Linked DNA regions of Homo sapiens: region 1 is linked to region 2. A link is a contact called in ENCODE Hi-C or POLR2A ChIA-PET data. All regions are on one chromosome and are shown on one strand. The core of a region is the stretch at or near the end of the contact, and the rest is flanking DNA. Distances in the headings are between cores, read along the strand shown.

Region 1 (6,542 bases), core at 3,395-5,894, 140 kb after region 2:
GCCTGTCTATACATCCTATATGTGTATTCTTCTACAAAACATTTTTTTAATTACCACTCTCTTTATAGCAGCCTGGATATTGATCATTGCCATATTTTAAAACCTGTAAGTTATGTTTTTCTTGTACTAAAGGGCATGGTGGAATTTTTTCAAGGTCAAAAACCATGTAAATAAAACCTTCCTAGCTCAAAACTAATCATACAGGTCCTGTTATCTAATTATTCCCCTAGTAATCTCCCTTCTATTGCTTCACATTGAACTACGCCTTTTCTCCCCCTTTCCTCTGTCCATTCCACTGTGCTTGTTTATCCAACTCATCCATCTTGACCATTTAATTCTATCCTTAACTTCTCAAACCTGAAGGAGGGAAGCCCCGCCCCTCCCACAGAGACATGCACTCTAATGGATTTGAAATATGCTCATATCTATTATGTGTAAAATGTGTAGTATTGTTCTGTGTTTATACATGTTTTTAATTTACATCAATGGCATTCTATACAATTGCAAAAATACAAAGAAGGACTAGAAAAGCTGGCATCTATTGATTTCCTAATGTGTTCATTATGTTGATTTGCCCCCTTTTATCTTTATTTCTGCTTTTTTTTTTTTCAAAATCGTCCATTACCTCACCAATCCAGTTTTGTATGAATAAGCTTTTTATGATTACTTTAGCTCCGACTTTTTTTAACATCAAAAGTTCCCTGGCCTATTTCCACATTCTAAAGTTGTAATACAATTCCTTATTTAAATATGTTGCTTTATTAACTGAGTAAATTCTGCTGTGTGACAGAGTCAATCGCCTGAGGGATATGTCACGCATCAGTCTCATTATAGAAACGCTGTAGCAAATGTTTTATTCTTGTCTCCTAGCCTTTGTGTAAAAGAAACTATATTTTGCCTATTAACTATGCATCCAAAACAAAAGGTAAAAAAAATGCTTATTTTATGAAAAGTACTGGTATCACTGATTTTTTTTAAAAGTGGCTTTTAATTTATCAAATAAGTATCAAGAACTACCTAACTTTGCTTTACTATACAAACGAATGAAGCAAAGGAAACAGTGACACAGAACTTACCTTTAAGAAATTAAATTTTAGTAGGAAAGATACCTGATAATAATAGTACCTACAGACAAAGGGCTATTCGAAACCACAGAGAATCTATTTCTCTGACGCTTGCCTAAGAGAATTTCATTCCATTAAATTTTATAAAGAAACCTAAAGCATTTGAAGGATCAAACAATCAACATCACTGAAGTCCATATATTTACAGTAAATAATAGTGCGGGAGGAGTCAGGAGTGGAGCACAGATATGGCAACCTCCCACTTTAATCTGTCAGAGCAGTGACTTCCTACAAAGTTCTGTAAATGTTTTGACTGCACCACAGTGTTAAATGTATGGCTAGGCCTGAGTTTCTACAACTCGTGTTTTAGTAAATACGATGAAGTTTCTGTTACAAAATAGAATGGACATTTTTTTTCCCCCCAAAGACAGCTGCCCTACACAAAAGGGAACAGAAAGATGATTTTACTTCCTTCCTACCCTGAAGCCTAATGGCAAAGTTGCTTTGCAAATTTTTTTCTCCCAAGAGTTTGCAGCTGTTTCTGTCTTTCCTATTGTGCTTATGTTCAGCTCTGGCTGGGAACACAAGCTACAGCCCCAGCTGTTGGGTGCAAAGTGAATCAGGTATTTCACAGTGGTCATTTGATTAGAAAGAATTATATTGTTTAGCTAACAACATTTTGTGTATGGCAGGGAAGACATTTTTGACATGTTCCTAACATTTAATGATGTGTAACTTATCTTGTACAGGTGCAGCTATATCTGAAAATACTGATGCATACATATATTTAAGTCTCAATATCTGCAGAGCCATGTCAATGTAGATGAAGATTTAAAAATAATTTTTATTTGCATGATCACTCTCTTGGGATACTTCGAAGTAAAATAGTAGGATAAGCAATGTTTGAGATAGTGTAAGTGAACAATGAGAACGTGCCTTCTTACAGACTGGGGAAGGAGATGTAGAACAGAGTCAGACTTGGGAACATTAACACAGTGTACACAGCTACGTGGGAGAGGGAAGAGGGATTCTCATGAAGATCACAGGACTAATCACAGGGATTGTCCACGTCTCCCTTCTGAGCGCCTCGTCTAATCTACATCCAGAACAATGCTTCCTTGATTTTTTTTAACAGCACTTGTATAAGGCTTTTAATCTCTAAATGCAAAGCATTGCTATTAAAATATTTGTGCATGACTGTCAGGCCAGGGAGAGTGAGTGGATCAGGGATGCGAGAGGGGGTGGGGAGGCCCTTTCAAGAATTGTTTCAAGTTCAGCTCCACAAATACTCACTGGGCAACTACTATGTGCACTACACTGTGCCTGCTCCCAATGGCCACAGCCTGGGCACTGTCACTGCTGCTACTGGGCTCCGTGGTTCCATCCTAGCTCTTCCCGCATGCCCCTTTCGCCTCTCCAAGTTCCTAAATGTTGTTACCACCCACTCATCACTCCTGTTCTCTTCTGCCTCTTAACTGGACTAGTTGGATCTTAAGTAAGAAACCCAAGGAGGTAGAGATCACCTAAAAAGATGTCCCATGTTCAAGATCATTACTTATGACCACTACTTAAAGGACTGTGTTAGTAATCAGTGAACCTAAGAATAATTACTCACTTCCAATAAGAAAAATTTGTTTATCTGTTGACCTCCTGTCTTCAAATTCCTTCAGTTCCCGTGCCCCCATCGTGGCATGTCAGTGCTTTCTGTGAGAAGCCTGTAGTATGCATCATGTTTGGAATTACTGCCATTTTAGAGTATGTAGATGCAGATCCCCAATTCGTCAATGTTGTGAACATCTGGCAGAGACACAGCTGAAGGAAGCTTCAACTTGAACAATGATTCTCTTTAGGGATTTCTAACTTACCCATCTCTTTTATAAAATAATCAGATAAAAATATTATCTGCCTTTTTGTGTGTGTACATCATTAACTTAGTTTTAACCCTAAAGAATGTTAGCTTTGGCTTTTTTTTTTTTTTTTTCACAGTGTCTCGCTCTGTTGCCCAGGCTGGAGTGCAGTGGTGCAATCTTGGCTCACTGTAACCCCCACCTCCAGTATTCAAGCAATTCTTGTGCCTTAGCCTCCTGAGTAGCTGGGATTACAGGCACGTACCACCATGCCCAGCTAATTTTTGTACTTTTAGTAGAGACGGGTTTTTCGCCATGTTGGCCAGGCTGGTCTAGAAATCCTGGCCTCAAGTGATCTGCCCGCCTTGGCCTCCCAAAGTGCTGGGATTACAGGTATGAGTCACCGTGCCCACAAGATTTGGTATATTTCTTTAGAGGAAAATACACTCAAGGGTTCTGAAATTTCTTTTGTGTAAGAAAGAACTTTTTATAAATAATAATTTCAGTTATGTCCATAACTAAAAATCAAGGATTCCATTTATATGAAATATCTAGAATAGGAAAACCTATAGAGATAGAAAGTAGATTAGTGGTAGTCAAGGGCTAAGAGGATATGGGGAGACTGGGAATGACAGCTAAGGGATGTGGGGCTTCTTTTTGAGATAATGAAAGCATTCTACAACCCTGTCTCAAAAAAAAAAAAAATTAAAACCGTTCAATTGTCCACTTTAAAAACAATGGGGGAGGTATACAGAAACTGCATACAAACATCTTATCTTAAATTGTATTCATCATTCTTAAAATTTAATTCTATTAATAAAACGGTTTAATTAAAGATAAAACTGTATATGGGAGGTAAGGAGATATGGCCTTTACATATTTGTGGATATCTCACACAAAGTTACTTTGTTCAGGTTTACAGATTTGGGGGCCTAGCCACAACAGTTTTATTTGTACATGTATTTCTTCCCCATGTCCTATCTACAAGGGGCTATGTGAGATCAAAACCACAACCATTTGGTAAATTCAGATTCTGCCCTGCCCCAAATGTATTAGTCCTGTATTTTCAAGGCCATTAAAGAAAAAATATCCTGTGACCTAATTACTAAAGATTAGTTGTTGAATAGTAGGAACTCAAAGATAATTGTTGGTCTTCTATTTTATGCGAATTCTTCTAAGATTCCCAGGTTATTTATCATAAGAATTACATTTACATGGCAAATTTAGTTCTGTTCCTAGAAATATCTCCATGACAACCAAAAGGAACTCCTAATTTCTGGCACACATTACTTCAGGGGTATTTTGAGAGTTAAAGTGGTTAATCGATTATTTAGAATCCTAGCAATAAGAGAAAGAAAAGAATTAAGGGTAGAAAAACATTTATAGCAGTAGGTATCCCTGCAGAGAACGGGCTAATGATCAACTAAAAAGGCATTTGCATCTGTGGTACAGCCTCTGCGCAAAATTCCAAATGGCATTCTCACTTCCAAGTCACCTCACTTCTCCATGTGCCTTCCTGTCTTCTCATCTTCATCCCATTTTCTATAGCAAGCAACACTCATGCTAACTCGTGATCAAAAGTAGAGCTTGGCGGAGTGTGCTAGTAACATTTTCTCTATGCCCTCAAAAACTAGTTAGATGCAGAGACTTTCTCCTTAGGCACACTTAACTTGTGCAGCAAAAATTACTGAAACACGGAGTAACTGGCGAGGCAAATATATTGTGAAATTTGTTTTAGTACTTTTACTCACGAGTGGCTCTTGGGAGCTCAGAGTTGAAGCTTTTTCAATGGTATTTACTCTGGTGCTCCAAGAGCCTAGCAGTTGAGTGTTTAAGAGGTCAAGCACATGGATTCTGGCCTCAGATAAAGCTCTGTGGAAATCTGACTCATGTACTTTCTAGCTGAAATTCTATGTTGTATTTTTTTTAAGGAAAATAATAGTACCTACCTTATAGGAGTATTGTGAGGAGTAAATAAAATCTCCATTTAAAGCACTTGGCACAATATGTGACTCAGTTTCCTGTTATGAAAGTACAAACATTTGGTGCTTTTCAGACAAAGCTTTTTAACAGAGGATACACATATCAATCAATCCAAGTCCAGAGGTGCAAAGAGCTTCCGAAAAGAAAGAGAAAGGTTAATTCTTTCTGGGAAAGGACTATTTGGATGGGCTTCAGATATTTCATAAAGTCAAAGATGATGACCTAGTAATTAAGAAGGGATTGCTTATTATAGATTTGGGAAATGGTATTAAAAAGAGCAAGAAGGTAGGAGAAAAAAAGGGCTCTAGGAGGTGATTGTTATGTAGCCGGTCTAAGTAGAACGGAGGAAACCAGGGAGACAGACACAAAATGCAGGTGTCCATTGCAAGGTTCATAGTGATGAATAATCTTCAGTGAAGTGCAAAGCATAGAATGAGCTGGAAAACAAAGTCAGGGTATTAAGACAGACTGGTGTTCTGTGTTGCTTTTGACCTGTGTGTGAGAAAAGGAGTTTTTTTGCTTTTGTGTTTTTGTTTTTGTTTTGTTTTTTGTTTTACCTTTGCAGTTTGAAGTGATTGGCAACAGCCAAAGAAATATGGGGGGTATTGGGCAGGAGTATAGGAAAAATGAGATGTGATGAGCCCAGAAGGGAGTTAAGATTGCAAAATTGGGTAACCAAAATCTGGAGAATTTGTAATAGAAGCTTTAGAAGTCTAACATCTGATATTCTGCTTGTAACCAGTACCCAAAGGGAGGTGGGACTGGTAATTGAATTTCTGTTCACTTTGCCTGCAAAGGTCACCAATACCTATTGGGCCCTAACTTTAGGAAATAACAATAGTTTCCAACCTTTCCCATCCTGACCAAGTGACCCTTCATCCATCACTTAACTTCTGTGCAAATATAACCACCCTTTTTAATGGAGATGTTTTGAAAGCGTTGAGTGTTTAGAGTAGAACAAACATTAGAGCACAAATGTCATGATGTTTAACTTTTACAGCTGTATGTGAGCTTGGTTAGTTTCTCTATCAACAATCCACTCTCTGAGAACAAATTAGGTACTTTGAGAATCTTCCCAAATTGCTTCAGGATACTTGGCTCCTTTGTTATGCTGAAGAAAAAATTTACAATTGTTCCCCAGAACATTTATATGTTGTATGTGTTTGTTAGAGTACAAAGCAGTTAATTATTGCTGTAATTTTCATTCCCATTATACGAATGAGAAAGCTGAGGTAGAGGGAGTGACTATGTAATCGTAATCTCACAGATGTCCATGTTTGTCCTGTGATTTCATACCCATCGCGAGTAAATGCATGTTCAATGCAATGTAAAAGGCTATTAGAGATGTTGGGCAATTTCACAAAGTAGATTTCAAGTCTAGGGCTGTGCTGAGCCTCCTCCACCTTCATGTATATGCAACCCAGTGGCCTACTTAAGAGTGAAAGTTTCTCTGAGAACTCCAACACCCTCCTAAAAATCTAAGTGTTCATGTAAGATAATCATTTGGATTTTATCCCAATTGTTGTCAATTATGCTCTGAACTTTATTATTACTGGGTTCTAGGAACAGGACAGATGGAAATTAGATAGCTGGGAAACATCCCAAATTTTAAAAACCTGAAAGCAAAAATGACATCAATCATCAAACC
Region 2 (6,434 bases), core at 1,113-3,612:
GAGTTTATTTTAGCTGCAAGAGCACACAAGAAAACATAGCGAATGATAAATAATTTGGAATTAGTCAACTGGGATGAGGTTTCTATTAAAATCCTTGAATGAGACCATTATCCTTTTAACAAAGAAAAAAAAAAGAAAGTCTGTATTTTAAGAAAGCTAAATTTTTTATTGATACATAATGACCATACATATTTCTGGGGTACATGTGAAACTTTGATAAATGCATACAATGTGTAATGATAAAATCAGGGCAATTGGGATATCTATCACTCAAACACTTATTATTTCTCTGTGTTGGGAATATTCCAAATCTTCTAGCTATTTTGAAATATACAATAAATTATTGTTAACTATAGTCACCCTACTCTGCTATTAAACACTAGAACTTATTCTTCCTATCTAACTATGTTTTGGTACCCATTAACAAGAAAGCTAACTTGTTAAGTTAAATAAAATTTAAGGAAATTGTCTAAGTATTTTATCTTTTTTAGACACCATAACAAATAGGAAATAACATATTTTTATATCTCATGACACTCCTAGCTTTTGTTTAAACCTGAACTCTCAAATACAGAGAATTAGCTTAGAAAAATAACTGCAGGGGTTAGGCTTTGAAATTTATCTTACTAAGCATGACAGCATGTTCTCAATGTTTTGCATGTTTCAATCTTTGTTTGTGAACTAGAAAAAGCATCTTTATTTAAATTCAATTAAACCAGACCTACATAGCTGAAACCCTGAGAGAAAACACAATTATGGAATCAATCCCAAAGCACTTGTATGGTGAATTCAGGCAAAAATGGAAATGGTCAATGTGAAATAACAAGATTAATATACAGCCAATCAGTAAAGAAAGTAAATTAAGTATATTGGTGAATACCACCCCCAAATTCATCAAGAAATTTTCATGTTTCCATACACTATAAATCTATATTATCTAAGACTGCAGCCTCTAGACACATGTGGCTACTTACATTTAAATGAATCTTTCATTAGACAAAATTAAAATTTAGTTCTTCAGTCTCACTAGCTACATTTCAAGTGCTCAGTAGCCACATGTGGCTAGTGGTTAAGGAGTGGACGGCACAGAGCTAGAATATTTTTATGATAACCAAAGCTCCATTAGATGGCGTTACTAAAAATCATCAAAATCTTGTCTCAATTCTTTGTTATAACATGTTTTGAAGGAATTTCACATAGTGAAAGAATAGCCATACACCTCCAAGTAACAACTGTTTCATTTTCTGGTTTATTGGGTGAACATATTCCAAGCTTCAAAATAGAGCTGGCATACATAACTATTGCTTTAAAAAGATAACACACAGGGTTCCAGAATTGGAAAAGACCTAGAGATAAATCATATATTCCATATGTTCCGTCATTCTCATCTTACCACTGAGGGCACACAGACTAAAAGAGGAAAGTAACTTGCCCAAGGTCATAGGAACAGTTGGCCCACAACGATAGGACCCAGCTTCCTGACTTCAGGTCGCATTGCGCATTCTGAACACCAGTAAGTAAGCTACATCTATCCTGAGACTATATGGTAACCTGACTACATCTCTCAAGTTATATGAAGAAACGAAAAGGAATAAAAAACGGAGACTCAATGTACTGTATACTTTATGTGAAATATTTAGCAGTACTCAAAATTAACACTAGGTGTCAGATCATCAGATTTGAAAAGCTAAACCTGATGAACTCGGAGATTTTCTGCTTGATTAAAAATAATCAAATCCATTGCAAATAAATCCATTATTTGATTAGAAATAATTAAATCCATTGCAAAATGGCATGGCATGATAATTTTGATTGACTTGGTCGTCCTCAGGAACTGAAGCTATATAATCAGTTAAGTCCCTGCTTCTGATCTCTTCTGATTTTCTTCTAAGAAGAGAATAATATTTATTTTTCATAAGTCTAAATTAATTTCTGTTAATTATTTGGGGACACTTTTAATTGTTCTCTGCATTTGAGAAGAAGCCAAAATGTTCAATTCTCCTTAACCTCTTAAGTCTCTTAAAGAGACTTAAAGTGGCATTATACTTCATCTTCTGATGTGTGCTTAACATCGCTACTGTGACACAGCTCCAGTACAAATATTAAAAAGTCTTTGCCTTAGATAATTTAAGGAAAGGATGCAAATGAAAGGCAAGAAATAAAGATTTAACCCCTGTATTGTCAAGCAACGTAGCAGGTTGAAGAGGAGGGAGATAAGGGGATGGGTTTAGTCGGAGGAAAGAGCGAATCTGGGGCACTGCTGATCAGGAGACGGGACTGGCTTGAGGGACACACGGCAGAACAGGCTCATAGCCCAAAGCCAGGTCTGGAGCTAAGGGCAGAGTGAAGAGGGAAGCTTGGCAAGAGAAGGGAACAGGAAGGAGTGTGGGCAGAGATAAGGACCGCAATCTAGCCAGCCGTGACTCTGCCCCTCCCTCTGAAGAAGAGAACTTTATAGAAGGGAAATCAGGCGACAAAGTCAAGGAAAGAGGTGATAGATTTAGAAGACCTTGAAGGGAAAATGAATCCATTGTCATTCTGGGGAAAATGGGAAGGGTAAGATTAAAAGAAATCAGAATTCAGAGCACAAGAAGAATTCCCATGAAAATATTACACCAAAATATGTGCCCATGAAATCACGTTCATTTTTAACAGAAAGGGAATTCCACAAGCAGTGACAATTGTCGATTTTGCTTGATAAGTTTTGCAGCAGTCATGGCATTCATGCTCCTATTCTCCAGCTTAGGAACACTGGGGGCCCCTGGAAACATCAGGGTTACCTCAAGATTTTCACACAAGCTGCCTGGACTTACGTTCCGGCTGCCTGACAGCCTCTGTGATCCTCCTATAGCCATTTTCAGGCACTTCACGGAACAGGCCTTGCAGTTCAAAAAAGCAAGTAGACAAAGTGTCCTCTCAGGCAGCCACTTTTTAATCCCCCAACACCCTTTTTTTAGGAACCTATCCAAAAATCTGTGGATCATATAAAGTTTCCTTTTCTTACCTCCTACCCCCGAATACTTTACAACATTCCACCAAATCTTACTCCCTCGGAGCATCAGGTTCCTAGTCTAACCAAGAAAGAAAGGTAATATGCTAATGGAAAGGTCTGGGGTGCCCTTATAACGCATAAACTTCTGGCTTCACCCAGGGCTGGCCTTGCATCTCAACAAGAGAAAACTCACAATTGCTTCAAGAGCATTGACAAAGTGAGGAAACTCACTGTTTCCTATGACCATTTTTTCTTGTATTTAGAGGAATCAGATTTCCAATGTTCTCAAACTGATCCCTCTGGCATTCTATTGAAAAACAATCTCATAAAACTGAGGGAAACCCTGCTGTTTTATGTCTGTATTCCCAAATCTAGGAAAAGGGAAATACCAGTTAAAAGAATACAGTCCCGGCGTGAGCTGAAAGGATTATTTTTCCGGAGGTTTTAAATCCCATGGTGTTACAGGGTGCTGCAGAGGTGCCTCAGAGCCTTTCAAGGGGCAAGGACATGCAGTGGCAAGGGAGGAAGCTAAGTGAGTATGGCTTAGGGCACGTTCTGCTAGCTTCATTCTTCTTCTATCTGTTTTATATACTGCAGTTCATATTAAAGTATATCTACATTTTAAAATGATTCCACTGGTAAATGTTTAACAACCAGCTCTCCAGAGAGTACAAAAAGCCCTGATCTGTAGTGTTTATCACTAGTTCATGGTGTGAATACTCCCTCCCACTGTGGCCAATTTCTTTTTTTAAATTATTTATTTATTTTTTTGAGACAGAGTCTCATTCTGTTGCCTAGGCTGGAGTGCAGTGGTGTGATCTCTGCTCACTTTAACACTCGCCTCCCGAGTTCAAGTGATTCTCTGCCTCAGCCTCCTGAGTAGCTGGGATTACAGGAGCCCACCACCATGCCTGGCTAATTTCTGTATTTTTAGTAGAGACAGGGCTTCACCATGTTGGCCAGGCTGGTCTTGAACTCTTGACCTGAGGTGATCTGCTCCCTTCAGCCTACCAAAGTGCTGGGATTACAGGCGTGAGCCACCATGCCCAGCCCACTACGGCCAATTTGAAGCTGCCGATGTGAAGTCTCTGAAGGCAAAGTTGGGAAAAGATGTGCAAAGTCAACTCTCAGCTCTCACCTGCATTTGTGAGGAGTTCCAGCACACTCCTGTACCACTCCTTAGTGGATGGAAAGAACTGGAACTCAGAACGACCACAGTAAAATGCAATTCCATTACCTATTCCAAACTACTAAATTACCCAGATCTACATTTAAATCTCATATGCAAAAATGGGTTTGGGCCTTCCTCATCATGATGATTGTGTCTTACCAGTAACAAACAAATATTAAATTAGACATGTAAATGTTAGAAGCATATATTCAGGATTTCCAGCTTCAATGGAAGCTTAGAACTCATTAGTCTCACCACACTTCCTAGGCCTAAATGCCTACTCTAATTGGCTTTTCAGCTCAATTGGTTTTACTGCAGTTCATATAAAAGTATATCTATATTTTAAAATGGTTCCACTGGTAAATGTTTAAGAACCAGCTCTCCAGAGAGTACAAAAAGCCCTGATAAGTAGTGTTTGCCACTGGTTCCCGGTGTAAATACTCCCACTATGGCCAATTTCAAGACAAAATTTGACAATGTCAGAAAATTGACCACATCTCAGACCATTCATGATCTCGTTAGGAAACACTCTTTCTTAAAGTAAACCAAGTATCTATTGCCCTGAAGCCCTATGCATTGTTCATTATCACCCATGTGAGGCCAAGCAAAACAACTCAAATTAAACCTCCATATTAACAGCCTCTCAACTGGGACACTAACATGTGCGTGCGTCTTCCCTTTCCAGCCCAAGCTACGTTAGTTTATTTGACTGTTTTCATGACATGATACCAAGCCCTGTCAACATCTTAGTCACTCTCTTCCGAGCTGGCTGCAACTTGCCTGTCCCTGTGCTTCTCTGAGTTTGTGATGAGTATCACAGGTATCACAGGTATCATGTGACCAATTCAGGGTAAATCGGAACCATTCCCTTCTGCTATTTACTTTCTACATAGCTACAACGTTATCATCCTTTTGACACAAAAGACTTCCTCGCACACGCCATTGCTAAGATACGTCTTCCCAATTCAATCCCCTTAGAATTGGGTTTTTGAGCCCAAGTACAGATTTTTACATTTATGACCATCTCCTTTCATCTGAAAAGACTTGGCTCATCAGGGCTGTCAGTACCTTTTAAATTCCTGATTCTCTTGTCCAATGTCTCCCTGTTTATTTTCCTGAGATCCAGACAAAGGACAAAATATGCAGATACCACCTGAAACTTATCTTTCAGGGGTTGGCAATCTATTAATCAATATCACCTGGGTATTACTGTTCTAATTCCCTTTGGAGAGTTAAAAATCACAGAGCCATTTAGTCCTAAATTACCTTCTGCTAATCATTATTACTAACACATGGGAGTTCCAGAACACCCTGAAGTGGGGGTATTGACCTCAAAGCATGTGCCCCTTGTGTCAGTGGGAAAGCCTTCTTCAATTCATAATGGTAGAATAAGAAGGAACTGGAGAGAGTGGGCAGGTTTCTTCCCACCTGCTGGTTTCTGTCCAAGGGGTGTGTGTGTGTGTGTGTGTGTGTGTGTGTGTGTGTGTGTGTGTGTGTAAAGTTTGTCTTTCCTTTATTTGAGCTCTGTCATTATAAGAGGAATCTAGATAATAGTCTCAGATAATAAAATCATCTATTCACATGCAAGGCAGTGTCTGCCATATCAATGCCATTGTAATATATTCTGTGCACCACAACTTTTCATTTGAATACTTAGAAGACTCTTCCTTGAGGTCAACAACAAAATAAAAGGAAGAGGAACTGCTTGGAAAAGTCAGTAATTTGCTCTATCTCAGGAGAATAGCATTCGGGAGGGAGTTAGAATGAAGGCACCAGGTTGATTTCCCATTAGTATCAATTACATGATATGAAACAAACCTGATCCAATGGCAGGGTAGCTATGGAAATCCCTACAACTACTCAAGGGTTTCAGATAGAGAATTTGAACATCAGAGTGGAATTTCTACCAGTATGGGGCACTGATTCTGGAGTGGAGTTGCTCCTAGTTCAAGGAAATGCTTGAGTGTTGGGTTTGGGGCCAGGTATACACTAAGGCTAGACTGAGCTTTTGTGCTTATGTGCTTTCACCACAGGGACCCCTTCAGCTCCTGGTCACCCAATTAACGCTACCCATGACATATGCTGAGAACTTGGGTGCTTCATGTAGGATAGGTAATTGTTTTAGTGTCCCTGAAGGTAATATACCTTGGCCATCTAGGTGAAATACCTAAGTTTAATCATGTAGCTTATCTAGTTCCTCTGAGGTAGAAGTTAAATGATGAACACAAAGGCAGAGTGGGCCTCAAATGGATGCATTCCAAAATTGACAGG

What was found. Hi-C counts contacts between places; a loop is a spot of excess contacts on that map. ChIA-PET counts read pairs that join two places held with the same protein, here RNA polymerase II (POLR2A).
Region 1: a loop to region 2 is called in a map of endothelial cell of umbilical vein, with 5 times the contacts of the local background. The contact joins two enhancer-like sites. A Hi-C loop is called at or near these places in 4 of 168 maps with a recorded cell type or tissue (HepG2, K562, endothelial cell of umbilical vein and 1 more). POLR2A ChIA-PET finds 5 or more read pairs at or near these places in 1 of 52 experiments (Panc1).

The regions. Positions count from the first base shown.
Region 1 is chr7:116,732,752-116,739,293 of GRCh38, forward strand. The region is part of intron 3 of MET (MET proto-oncogene, receptor tyrosine kinase); the gene reads left to right. Among named protein-coding and RNA genes, the nearest start is that of COMETT, 48 kb to the left of the region's middle. Within about 2 kb of position 4,645, at least 2 of the 41 ENCODE cell types and tissues checked have a DNase peak (open chromatin) inside an H3K27ac peak, as active enhancers do; they include endothelial cell of umbilical vein, where a contact is called at or near this core.
Region 2 is chr7:116,590,294-116,596,727 of GRCh38, forward strand. The region is part of intron 2 of COMETT (cytosolic oncogenic antisense to MET transcript); the gene reads right to left. Among named protein-coding and RNA genes, the nearest start is that of CAV1, 68 kb to the left of the region's middle. Within about 2 kb of position 2,363, at least 8 of the 41 ENCODE cell types and tissues checked have a DNase peak (open chromatin) inside an H3K27ac peak, as active enhancers do; they include endothelial cell of umbilical vein, where a contact is called at or near this core.